Linked DNA regions of Homo sapiens: region 1 is linked to region 2. Evidence: chromatin contacts called from ENCODE Hi-C or POLR2A ChIA-PET data. All regions are on one chromosome and are shown on one strand. Each heading gives the region's core, a stretch centred on a gene start or an enhancer-like site at or near the end of the contact. The rest is flanking DNA. Distances are from core to core; before and after follow the strand shown.

Region 1 (5,945 bases), core at 3,276-5,775, 35 kb before region 2:
AAGTCCCAGCTGCTGCTGCTGCTGGTGGTATCTGCACCACATGTGGAGAAGCAAGAATCTACAGCAGGGTTGGCCAGATAGTAAATATTTCCAGCTTTGTGGGCCATATGGTCTCTGTCACATCTCTTCATCTCTGCCACTGAAGTTCGAAGGCAGCCATAGATAATACATGGATAAATGAGTGTGGCTGTGTTCCAAGAGAACTTTATTTATGGACACTGAAAATTGAGTTTCATATAATTTTCATATGGCACAAAGTATTTTTTAATTTTTTTCAACCATTGAATATGTAAAAAAATTAGTTAATGGGCCATAGTTCCCTGACCCCCAGTCTAGAAAATTCAGTGGCCTTGATCCCAAAGTGTTGAAGAGCATCCCAAAGAGGATAGCCCAGGTTCTGAGATTTTGTGAAACCACCACCAACCAAAACAGGTGGCAGGCAGGTGACTAACATGAGGGAGCACCTCATCTAGAGCGTGGGGCCAGATTTGCCTGTGACAGCCTTTGTCACTTCCAGCAGGGTGACACAACAAAGTTTTTAATGTCTTAGTACCTTAATTTCCTCATGTCCAAAGTGAGGCTAAAAACAGGGTGATTGTGACAAGAAAAAGAAATTAGTTAATGCAGGGAAAGCGTTTGTGATACCTGACAGAGATGAATTACAAGGTTAGACTTACAATCTTAGCATCACTGACTGAAGCAGGCTGTGAGGACAAGAGTCCCTCAGAACCTGACTGGACCTCAGAGCCAACCCACTCAAAGATGACCTGAGAGAGAATTTGCTGATCGCTACACTGCAGTTGTCAACAGTCATACAATTTTGAGGACAATTCTTTGAGGAATTCAGAATGAAGTTCAGTTCTATAAAGGGCAGGTAAGGTCAGTGCAGAGTTCTTATGAAGATGCCTTTATAGGGCAGGCAGCAGAAACCCTCAGGAGAACTGTTGGCAAGGCACAAGGACACGGTTGGTATTAAAGTAATCAGAGCAATGAATATAGCTGACAGTTATATAGCATTTATTAATATCCTCTGCTTGGCAATGGTCTAGTGTTTTCTAAGCAGAAAATATGTAGGTTTAGTTTACCCCCATGATCACTTTGTAAAGTAAGCACTATTATTAAACCCATTTAATAGATAAGGCAACTGAGACTGAGAGGGTAAATAATATGCCCAAAGCCATGCTTTCTTTAAGTGGCAGCACAATCTGGCTGCTGCATCCTTGTTCTTAGTCTCCAGGCTGACAGTCTTTACCCCAGGCTCTCTAGGTCCTCGGATAAAATTAGCTTGGCCAGACTTGGGGACGGTGGGATCAGGGATTTCCTTCCAGGGAGCAAATGGGGCTCTGGGGATTTGCAATACTTTTATGTCACTAGGTTATGACGGGTAGCAAATATGATTCATGTGCAAATGGAAATAACAGTTTTTGCCTTTGTATTTCACATTTACTAACCTCTCTAGCCAGAGTCCTGGTCTAGTCACACAGCATACTGTACAAGTTCAGACTGTATCCTGCATTTTGATGTAGATTCATTTTCAGAAGCGGGTAGGGGTGGCACACATATTTTTGTCTCTTTTCTGTGTGGGTGATGACCCTGGCCTCATATGTGGACTGTGCACAGACAATATGAAACAGAAAGGTGCCCGTTATGGATCAGAAGGAAATGCCACTTGAACCAGGGCTCCTGAAATTAGTGCCTCTGATTACTTGGATCCTATGAGTCTATAGAAAACTTTGGGTGATTCCCCACATCATGACTGTTGTTTTTTCCCATCAGTAATCTAAAAAGAGTTTTAGACTTTTTTTTTCTGTTTTATCTAGCAATTAAACAGATCTTCTAAAACTGGATTTGGGAAAGGAATTTTTAATAAGGGTATTCCCAACTGCATATACCTCAGAGGATTTGCACTGGAAAATTGGTCTCACTCTATGCCCATATTTGGGAGCTTCCTCATTTGTGAGATCAGATTTCCTGGATATTCCAGAATTGCCTCCACCACGTTTTTTTTTTTATTTTGTTTTTTTTTTTACTTGCAAAAGGGACACGGAACCTTGAAATGTTATGTTACCTTTTCTCAAAGGATAAAGAATGATATATGAACTGCCTATCTTTGTATACAAACTGTGTTCATAAGCTTTGACCACCATCCAGTGTTATTTCTCTTGGTTAAGCAAAATAATCTCACATTCTCTAAATTTTCCAAGGACTTTTTTTCAGCTGATTAGTGACTATGAGCCTGTACATTATTTCCTAAGGAGTTATAGATATGTCTTGGATTCTAGCCCTGCACATAATTAATATTTTTATGAATATAATGATAGTGAGCCCTTAACCACACACACGTAACTAACTGTCATTTGTTACGTAGATTTCCTTTCTGTTTTCTTTTTTATGGATTTAATACATAGAGGTTTTTTTTTTTTTAAATGAAAACTGTTTTCGTTTTATAAGAAATATGCCTTCAGCGATTCAAAGACAGAGCTTGCCTAATTTCTATGGGATATACAGCCAAGAAAATCACTGGAAATAGTTGTTTAAATAAGAGTCACACACAAAAAAGTCCTGAATTGCCTTAAACATACTTTGTAATAATGTCTTCATATGTTATGAGAGTCACTGCAGTCAGTTAGAAAAATACACAGAATACCAGGAATTCCTATCCCTAGTCCAGCCTCACTTGTAAATATCATATGACCTCAAATAACTGACTTGGGAGAGATCCTTATGGCAGTAAATGTATTCTAGAAAGGGATTGTTTATAATTCATCCCAAACATATCCCATTAACTATATACTCGCAGGAGACTAGGGGAAAAAACAAGAAAAGCAATGCTAAAATATATTTTCCAAAATATGTTAAATTTCAGCCGGGCCTGGTGGCTTACGTCTGTAATCCCAGCATTTGGGGAGGCCAAGGCGGTGGATCACATGAGGTCAGGAGTTTCAGACCATCCTGTCTCGAATTCCTGACTCATGGCAAAACCCCATCTCTACTAAAAAATATAAAAATTAGCCAGGCACGGTGGTGGGTGCCTGTAATCCCAGCTACTGGGGAGGCTGAAGCAGGAGAATTGCTTGAACCCAGGAGGTGGAGGTTGCAGTGAGCTGAGATCGCGCCACTGCACTCCAGCCTGGGAGACAGAGTGAGACTCTGTCTCAAAAAAAAAATTAATTAAAATAAAATAAATAAATAGAAACAAAATATATTGAATTTGAAAAGAAATTCTTAAGGTAAAATGATTTCTCAAGGTGTTTGGACATTCAGTAAACAGATAACCTGACCAGCATCATAGTCTGGGGGAAGACAAGGGTGATCTACATTATTTTAGGTTCCCCTTGGTTTGATGAGGAATTTATTATCTATTATGAGACGTGTATAACTCCCAAGAATCTATACTGAACAATCCAGGACAGTATACATTGAGAACTATGTTGTGGTTCTCTGGGGCTATAGGAATTCAAAGGAGCCTAAAACAACTAGGCAAGAAACGGCCAGAGGCTGAAGCTCCAGGGAGGAACTGAGAGTTGAGGTCGGTCTTAAGTGACAGGGACAATGCCCAGTGTGTTCTGGAGAAAGGTGAGGGCCTTCCAAGAAAGGGAGGCACTGTGGGCCAAGTCATGGAGGTGGGAAAATGAGCCCGATAGGTTAATGGAAGCATGAAAGAACTAGCCTTCCATGAGCAGAAGTGAGCCGGGGCCCAGACACATTCTAAAGGCCACTGCAAGTCTGTGGGGGGACTTCAGTTGCAGCAGGGAAGGGAAATGGAGTCTCTGAAAATTTTAAGCATGAGTCCTGTGATAAAAATGGTGTTTAAAGAAGATTGATCTGGCAGCGAGGTACTCCGGGAGAGACTGAGAGATTGTCCTTTGGGTAGCAGCAGCCTATATATTTATATGCTGTAGAGTCTTAATTTGAGAGATTAGCTGTTTCACCATCCAGTGAACCATTTACCTTCACATTCACTTACACATTTAATCTAACATTTTAAATGTATTTCTGGAATATTAGTTCAATATTTTATATCAAAATACCGCATACATTGCATTGTGCCACTTCCAATCCTCACAGACCAAGGGTAGGTAAAAATGCATCAGTGGGTCCTCTATTAGGGACTGAGTTGTATTAATAGACAAGGCAGGTAGGGTGTCTGCCCTCAAAAAGCTTATCCACTGAGATTGGCCATAAGCAAATCATTACACCATACTGAGTTACAATTGTGGTAAATGCTAAGAAGTACTAGGTAATAGGGGGAAGTTTGACAGAGGGTTCTAACACAGACTTAAGGCCCGACGATTTGGGGAAAGTCTTCTTGGGGAAGTGATATTCAAAATGAGATCTGATTGGAGTGGAAGAAGGTAGAGCAGAAGCTGAAGGGTGTTAGAAATTCTGAGAAGAGGAAATTGCACTTGTGAGGGCCCTGGGGTGAAACAAAGTCCAGGGCATTCAAGGAACTGAAAGAAGGCCCACTGGGCTGGAGTGGGGAGGCTGGACCAGGGCCGCAGGAAGAGAGGCTGGCGGGAGGCAGATGGCACCCGGCCTCATAGACCGCAGGAAGGGCTTTCAGGATATATCTCCATCTTCCTCAGAGGGTGCCCTCCACCCTCCCCTGCCATGAGTCACAGTGACTTCCTCATCCATGCTTACTGTCCTCTCTGATCAAATTCTCAAATCTAACTTCAGACACTACCCGAGCCACATTAGTGCAAGTAGCCCCCTTGGAGCACAGCCACATCTTAGAACTCAAGGTCAACTGAAAGCACTCTACCTCTGGCATCCTACATGTTGCGATTCTCTATCCTGACCATAGCCACTTATCCCTACGTCTCCCACTGAACTTCTGTTTGACCTCAGAAACACCTTCTGTTCCCTTCACTGTCCCGGAACTCTTTACTAGGCTTTCCTCTGGCTCCTCATCTATCCTGGCACAGAGCTCAAGCTCAGTGACATTGAGCTGCACCGTCACTGGTGCCTGATAGTTCTCTTTCTGCTTGACCTTCTACCACTCTCACATTCCCGCACTTTGCTCTAGAGGAAAGATGAACCTGTTTTCTCTGCTTCACTCCTAAGCTCTGCTGGGAAGCTTAGGTCACCTCCTGGTGATGTTACTACTGATTCATGCGGCTAACTTCAACTTGACCCTCGTACCATTTGATAACCACTTATGATTGATTGTTTATTTCATTCCTCTTAACCACTTTTACATTTCAAACTTTATCATCCTAACTCCCAACTAGGTTCCCCCTCTACATTTGTTTTCTATCTTAGGGATGGGCACTCCATCCTTGATTTCCCCATGCCACGAACCCGGGAGTCTTCTGGACTCCTCCTTCCTCACCCTTACATTCAGACGGAAGCCAAATCTCATTAATTGTATCAATTAAGCCCCTCTCTTTTCAGTTTCCTTTTCTCTATCCAATAGTTGTTTCCCAAACTCAAACTGTCATTGCTTTTCTTGCTTCTCATCAGGAATTCTTCCAATTCTTCCTCCACATGGCCTCAGATGTGAAATCTTTGATTTAAACTCATCAATGACTTCCATTCCTGTAGGAGGAAAGTCCAGCCTCCTTATACAGAAAACAGGACCTCTGTAGCCTGGCCGTCACTCACCTCTCCAATTTTTTTGCCCAGGCATGCCACCTCCTTCTCCTACCCCAATTCTCCCCTTGAACCTTACACACTAGCGGTTCAAACTTGCCCTCCCTCTAACCCACTATGCTACTGGCTGCCTCTGGACATGGTGCTCCCTCTGGCCAGAGTGTTCCCACCCAGGTTACTCTTTACATACTTGAAATATTTGCGATTCAGTACACAAGTTACAAGAAGCCTCCTCTGAACCGCCTTCCCTCCCTCCTCCATAGGTTGTCCTGATCACTCCTTCCTCTGTGCTCCACTCCACCCAGTGGATATTTCTATTAGAGCACTTATTATACTTAGTTGTAATAATT
Region 2 (6,005 bases), core at 3,375-5,874:
GAAGGAAGCGCTCCTCCTACTTAAAAGAGAATGCCGTGTCACTTGGACATCTGCAGCTTTCCTGAGCCTCAGCTGTGGAAGTACATGGAAGGGGCAAACAGGAGACACTGCTGGCCAGCCAGTGGCCAGGAGAAGCCATGGGCCAGCTTAGAGGAGGGATGTTATGCAGCAGTACCTGGGAGACACCTTGTAGGGACCTCAAGAAATATTTGAAAGATACCTTACAGGGTATTAAAGGTCCACCATCCCCAGGCTATGGAAAAAACCAGGGAAATTTGAGTTGGGGTGGTTCCTGTTATCTGTACAGTCTGGTAAGGCCAGGGGAAACTTGAATGACAGTATTCATACTATCATGGCCAGGACTCAACCCCGTGCACAGAGTTGACAGAGAGAAATATTCCAGTGAAGGCCCATACCAGTCACTGGGGAAGAAAGAACAGTTATCAATACTCCCATATCACTACCTGTGCAGCCTCCACCAGAGGCTTTGACCTTAACAGGCTGCAGGGAGTATTGGTGGGGAAAATGAATCATTTTCTTTCTTTTTTTTTTTTTTTGAGACGGAGTCTCGCTTTGTCGCCCAGGCTGGAGTGCAGTGGCGCGATCTCGGCTCACTGCAAGCTCCGCCTCCCGGGTTCACGCCATTCTCCTGCCTCAGCCTCCCGAGTAGCTGGGACTACAGGCGCTCGCCCCCATGCCCGGCTAATTTTTTGTATTTTTAGTAGAGACAGGTTTCACTGTGTTAGCCAGGATGGCCTCGATCTCCTGACCTCGTGATCTGCCCGCCTCGGCCTCCCAAAGTGCTGGGATTATGGGCGTGAGCCACCGCCCCCGGCCCGCTCTAATTAGTTTTGAGATTTCCAGCCTCCTCTAGGTGATGGCTGCTTGAGGCTGATTTTTATACTGGGTTTTAGAAATGATTCTCTACCAGTAACCAAAACAGCATGGTACTGGTACCAAAACAGAGATATAGATCAATGGAACAGAACAGAGCCCTCAGAAATAATGCCGCATATCTACAACCATCTGATCTTTGACAAACCTGACAAAAACAAGAAATGGGGAAATGATTCCCTATTTAATAAATGGTGCTGAGAAAACTGGCTAGCCATATGTAGAAAGCTGAAACTGGATCCCTTCCTTACACCTTATACAAAAATTAATTCAAGATGGATTAAAGACTTAAATGTTAGACCTAAAACCATAAAAACCCTAGAAGAAAACCTAGGCATCACCATTCAGGACATAGGCATGGGCAAGGACTTCATGTCTAAAACACCAAAAGCAATGGCAACAAAAGCCAAAATTGACAAATGGGATCTAATTAAACTAAAGAGCTTCTGCAAGCAAAAGAAACTACCATCAGAGTGAACAGGCAACTTACAGAATGGGAGAAAATTTTTGCAATCTACTCATCTGACAAAGGGCTAATATCCAGAATCTACAATGAACTCCAATAAATTTACAAGAAAAAAACAAACAACCCCATCAAAAAGTGGGTGAAGGATATGAACAGACACTTCTCAAAAGAAGACATTTATGCAGCCAAAAGGCACATGAAAAAATGCTCATCATCAGTGGCCATCAGAGAAATGCAAATCAAAACCACAATGAGATACCATCTCACACCAGTTAGAATGGTGATCATTAAAAAGGCAGGAAACAACAGGTGCTGGAGAGGATGTGGAGAAATAGGAATAATTTTACACTGTTGGTGGGACTGTAAACTAGTTCAATCATTGTGGAAGTCAGTGTGGCGATTCCTCAGGGATCTAGAACTAGAAATACCATTTGACCCAGCCATCCCATTACTGGGTATATACCCAAAGGATTATAAATCATGCTGCTATAAAGACACATGCACACATATGTTTATTGCGGCACTATTCACAATAGCAAAGACTTGGAACCAACCCAAATGTCCAACAATGATAGACTGGATTAAGAAAATGTGGCACATGTACACCATGGAATACTATGCAGCCATAAAAAAGGATGAGTTCGTGTCCTTTGTAGGGACTTGGATGAAGCTGGAAACCATCATTCTTAGCAAACTATCGCAAGGACAAAAAACCAAACACTGCATGTTCTCACTCATAGGTGGGAATTGAACAATGAGAACACATGGACACAAGAAGGGGAACATCACACACCAGGGCCTGTTGTGGGGTTGGGGGAGGGGGGAAGGATAGCATTTGGACATATACCTAATGTTAAATGATGAGTTAATGGGTGCAGCACACCAACATGGCACATGTATACATATGCAACTAACCTGCACGTGGTGCACATGTACCCTAAATCTTAAAGTATATAAAAAAAGAAATGATTCTCTACCTAGAAGCGAGCCAGAGAGAAGAAGTATTAAAAGCAAATGAGCAAATGCAGCTGAAAATGAACATGTACTTCATGGGAATTGGATGGAATTAAGCCAACGTGGATGAAATACACTTCATATCGTGAAAGGATAGATCTAAAAGTGGTGTGTTTGCCATGAGCAGTCCACATAGATATTTCATCTCAAACAGTGTCTTGATATTTAGAGATGAGCATTCTCAGTACTTAATGGAGGGCACTATACCAGGGTTGGCACTAACCCAGCCCATAACTTTTGAGCCATAGTCCCTGTAACTGTGTCATCAGCTGGTTTCATAAGAGAACATGCCTAAACCTGCTCAATCCTTGGCTGGGGATGCTTTCAGGAAAATCCAGGGTGCTGTTGAAGTTTTGTAGGTGACTCAGGTAGTGGAATTCTGCTTTTGAGTCAAGACAGAATTTTAGCTTTGCCTGGTTGGGGGTTTAGTCACTGGAACTAGCCCTCTAAGGTCATATTGAAGAAGGCAGAAAAATTGTCTACAGAATATGTTACCTTAAAAGGTGATTTCTTCTTAATTGAAAGATTCACAAGATTTTTCCTTATGATTCCACATTGATTTTAGTTGAAGATGTTATTACTCACCTCCTTTCTAGGAATAATAGGTTCAGCCTTAGAGAATGACCATCATATTTCCATAGTAATCCAGAAACAACTACGATGTCCAAACCCTATGACAGGGTCTTCCTAAATGAAAGCCAATGGAGAATCTTGGAGCAATTCATTCTAAATAATTGGTGAAGCTTTTCCTTAATAAAAATGCAGAGCTTTCCAATTTAATTCAATAGTACTAGATTCCCACTCTACATTACTGAGATTTTTAAACTGTTATAAAATGAACATTTGAAGAGCACCCATATATCACTAGGCCTTATGAGAAGAAAAAAAAAACCTGAAATCTTCTATTTAAAGAAGACATGTAAACATACCTACAAGTGCAGATCCAATTTCTCCAAAACAGGATGCCAAGAATAACTTCATTGAATGTTGTAAAGATACAACCCTAATCAATGCATATCCTTTTTTATTTGGGGCTTAAAAGTGCTGATCTAAAATGTTAATGGATACATTTATTTCTCCAACACAAATCCATAATATCACCAATCCAGAAAGATTGGCATAAAGAAGTTGGCTATACACATGCTAGTTATTATTCAGCTAATAGATGTCTGTGTCCTGTTTAGAATCCCCAAATGATCTGTAAATTATTACATTGAGTTTAGATTATTATTTCTATGTTTAGCCAACTTTTTATCCAAATACTGATTACTTTATTAGCATATTAAGTGGAAGTGTGTTAAGCCTGCTTGGGCCAAATAGTGAAACCCTGTCCCAAAAAAGAAAAAATAAATAATAACTAAAAACAGGCTAGGCATGGCGGCTCATGCCTATTATCCCAGCACTTTGGGAGGCTGAGGTGGGAGGATTGCTTGAGTCCAGAATTTCAAGGCTGCAGTGAGCTATGATCATGCCACTGCATGCCAGCCTGGGCAACAGAGCAAGACCCTGTCTCTAAAAAGAAATAATAATAATAAAAACAAACAAACCTAAAAACATCAGATGAGACAGGCTAGTGTTACTGTTCCTTTATCTTCTTTTAATGAGAATGAATTTAAGCCCCCACGTAGCAAAATAATATACAAGATATTTGCAGAAGGCAAAAGTGCCCTCCAGACTCCTCTAACTTTCTAGACGTTGTTTATTCTTGAGCCTCCAACTTCCCCATTATTTTGCTCCAATGACTTCCCCAATCCACAAAGTTTCCTTATTTGTATTTTAAACCCATCCTCTCTACCCTCATAGCTCCTTTCCTGTAATTTTGAAATTCCTTTTCAACTCTACTTGCATCATTTGGATTCCAGAGTACGCACTTGGTCACAACCGTTTGCCTTACAGAAGACATCCCCGAAATGTGGCTGAAAGGAAGAAGACCCTTGACGAAAGGGGTTGCCCGGATAAATGATTCATTGCCTAAAAGGATAGACTTTTTAAAATGTCATTTTTATTTTGGAATGTAGGAAACTGGTTTCCCTGTCTCTTGAAGCATCATCACAGAGGCATAAACTGAGGAGCAAAGCTTATAACTGAGAGGTTTTAAATGAACAGGGTAGGGGAAACAAACAATATCCCACCAGGAGAGAGGTCTGATAGCTCAAGTCTGTCCTTTCCTCTCCTGGTCGCCTCACACGCAGAGGCAGCCTCACTGAACGTGCTGTGCAGCAACGACGTGACTCACGGTCAGCTAACAGAGCAGGAAGTCACCTGACGACAGATGGGAAAGTCCAGAGTAGACTGAACGTACTTTTTAAGAAAAGGAAATAAAGAAGGCAATTTGTAGGGCTGTGTCACAAGGTTAGAAACCCCAATTATATTTGATAGTTCTGTGCAAGGCACTAGCCTGGGAATGCATTAATCTGTATATCAAGTAATTACTACCATATTTGGAAGCTAAGTAAGTAGGTCTCAGTCATTAAATAAAGAGCAGCATTCTTGATTGGAAGGATGAAATTATGCAATAATCACTGGCTTTGGTTAAATAATAAATTAATTTCTGGGGTCTTGGCAGGGACGGTCACATGCCGAATTGTGAAGCAGAACATTGGCTTTGTCAGTGTGGTTGTCCGCTTTGGGGAGTTCTTCCCTTTTCCCAGAGGTTTAGGGAGAGAAATTGAAGTGTTTTAGTTAATCAATAAAACCAGAAATATATGAGAACTTGTGTGCCAAGTCTGCAAGGGAGTATGGGGCAAATGGACAGGAAAAGATCCTTGAGGAGCTCTATCTAGTTGGGGGCAACAAGATGTAAGCATTTGGAAAGGTAAGTAAGAGTTTAAGAGTTGTTTCAAGGAAGAACATGATGGATTACAAAATAGCAATGTCAAGAGGATGTGTTGTGGGCATTCAGAGAAAGGGGAGTTTAGTGTGGGCAAGGTAGATAAGGGAAGTTTTTGGGCAAACAGTGGATCTAGAGCTATGCTACACTTTTAAAGCAGAAAGAATCTATAGATAAGTAGCAAAGTCCAAATCAGTTATCCTAGGAATGGCAGCAGGCAAGCAGATATTTGAATGGGCTGGTGGTGCAGGTCCACAAGTCTAAAGATCTGGGTTAATCTTTGTTGAGAAAGACTGTTGAACAAAGGTGCCTCTATTTCCTCATCTGCAAAATGGGTGCAAAATACGTCCAACCTGCCATCCAGGTTAAATAATTCTGTGAATCTCAGTGTAAACTATAACTCACGTAATAACCTTAAGCTATTGTTAATGGTAACGTACGTACGATGATTTTAGGAATATAATTTTGCGTATACAGATACTGCTTGACTTTAAGGACTAAAATGGTAATTTAAACAGCCATATATAGGTTATGAGGAAGAGTTCGAGGTAGGGGTGCTAACTGTAAATATCAAATTGCAACATGCAGGTGACCAATGAGCACTTGCATCAGCTTGCTCTGGGGTCTTGCTAGAAGCAGGATGAGGACATTTGTTTTTAAAATATTCTAACTAATAAAGGTATTTTCCTTTCTTTTCTCTTTCTTTCTTCCTTTCTTTCTTTCTTTCTTTCTTTTCTTTTCTTTCTTTCTTTTCTTTCTTTCTTTCTTTTCTTTCTTTCTTTCTTTTCTTTCTTTCTGTCT

The links. A loop is a pair of places that touch in the nucleus more often than their neighbours do. ChIA-PET counts read pairs that join two places held with the same protein, here RNA polymerase II (POLR2A). Pooled maps may share reads with other maps.
Region 1: a map of CD14-positive monocyte shows a loop between it and region 2 (2.4-fold over the local background). The contact joins two enhancer-like sites. A Hi-C loop is called at or near these places in 7 of 168 maps with a recorded cell type or tissue (CD14-positive monocyte, MCF 10A, PC-9 and 4 more), 3 of 37 single-sample maps with no recorded cell type and 14 of 50 pooled maps. POLR2A ChIA-PET finds 5 or more read pairs at or near these places in 18 of 52 experiments (A673, AG04450, CD4-positive, alpha-beta T cell and 13 more).

Annotation. Positions count from the first base shown.
Region 1 is chr6:137,845,536-137,851,480 of GRCh38, reverse strand. All of the region lies in intron 3 of WAKMAR2 (wound and keratinocyte migration associated lncRNA 2), which reads left to right. Among named protein-coding and RNA genes, the nearest start is that of TNFAIP3, 19 kb to the left of the region's middle. RefSeq lists an enhancer at 1,499-1,578. Within about 2 kb of position 4,525, at least 5 of the 41 ENCODE cell types and tissues checked have a DNase peak (open chromatin) inside an H3K27ac peak, as active enhancers do; they include CD14-positive monocyte, where a contact is called at or near this core.
Region 2 is chr6:137,810,195-137,816,199 of GRCh38, reverse strand. No RefSeq gene overlaps it. Among named protein-coding and RNA genes, the nearest start is that of TNFAIP3, 54 kb to the left of the region's middle. RefSeq lists enhancers at 1-25, 356-405, 4,349-4,468, 4,499-4,758. Within about 2 kb of position 4,624, at least 22 of the 41 ENCODE cell types and tissues checked have a DNase peak (open chromatin) inside an H3K27ac peak, as active enhancers do; they include CD14-positive monocyte, where a contact is called at or near this core.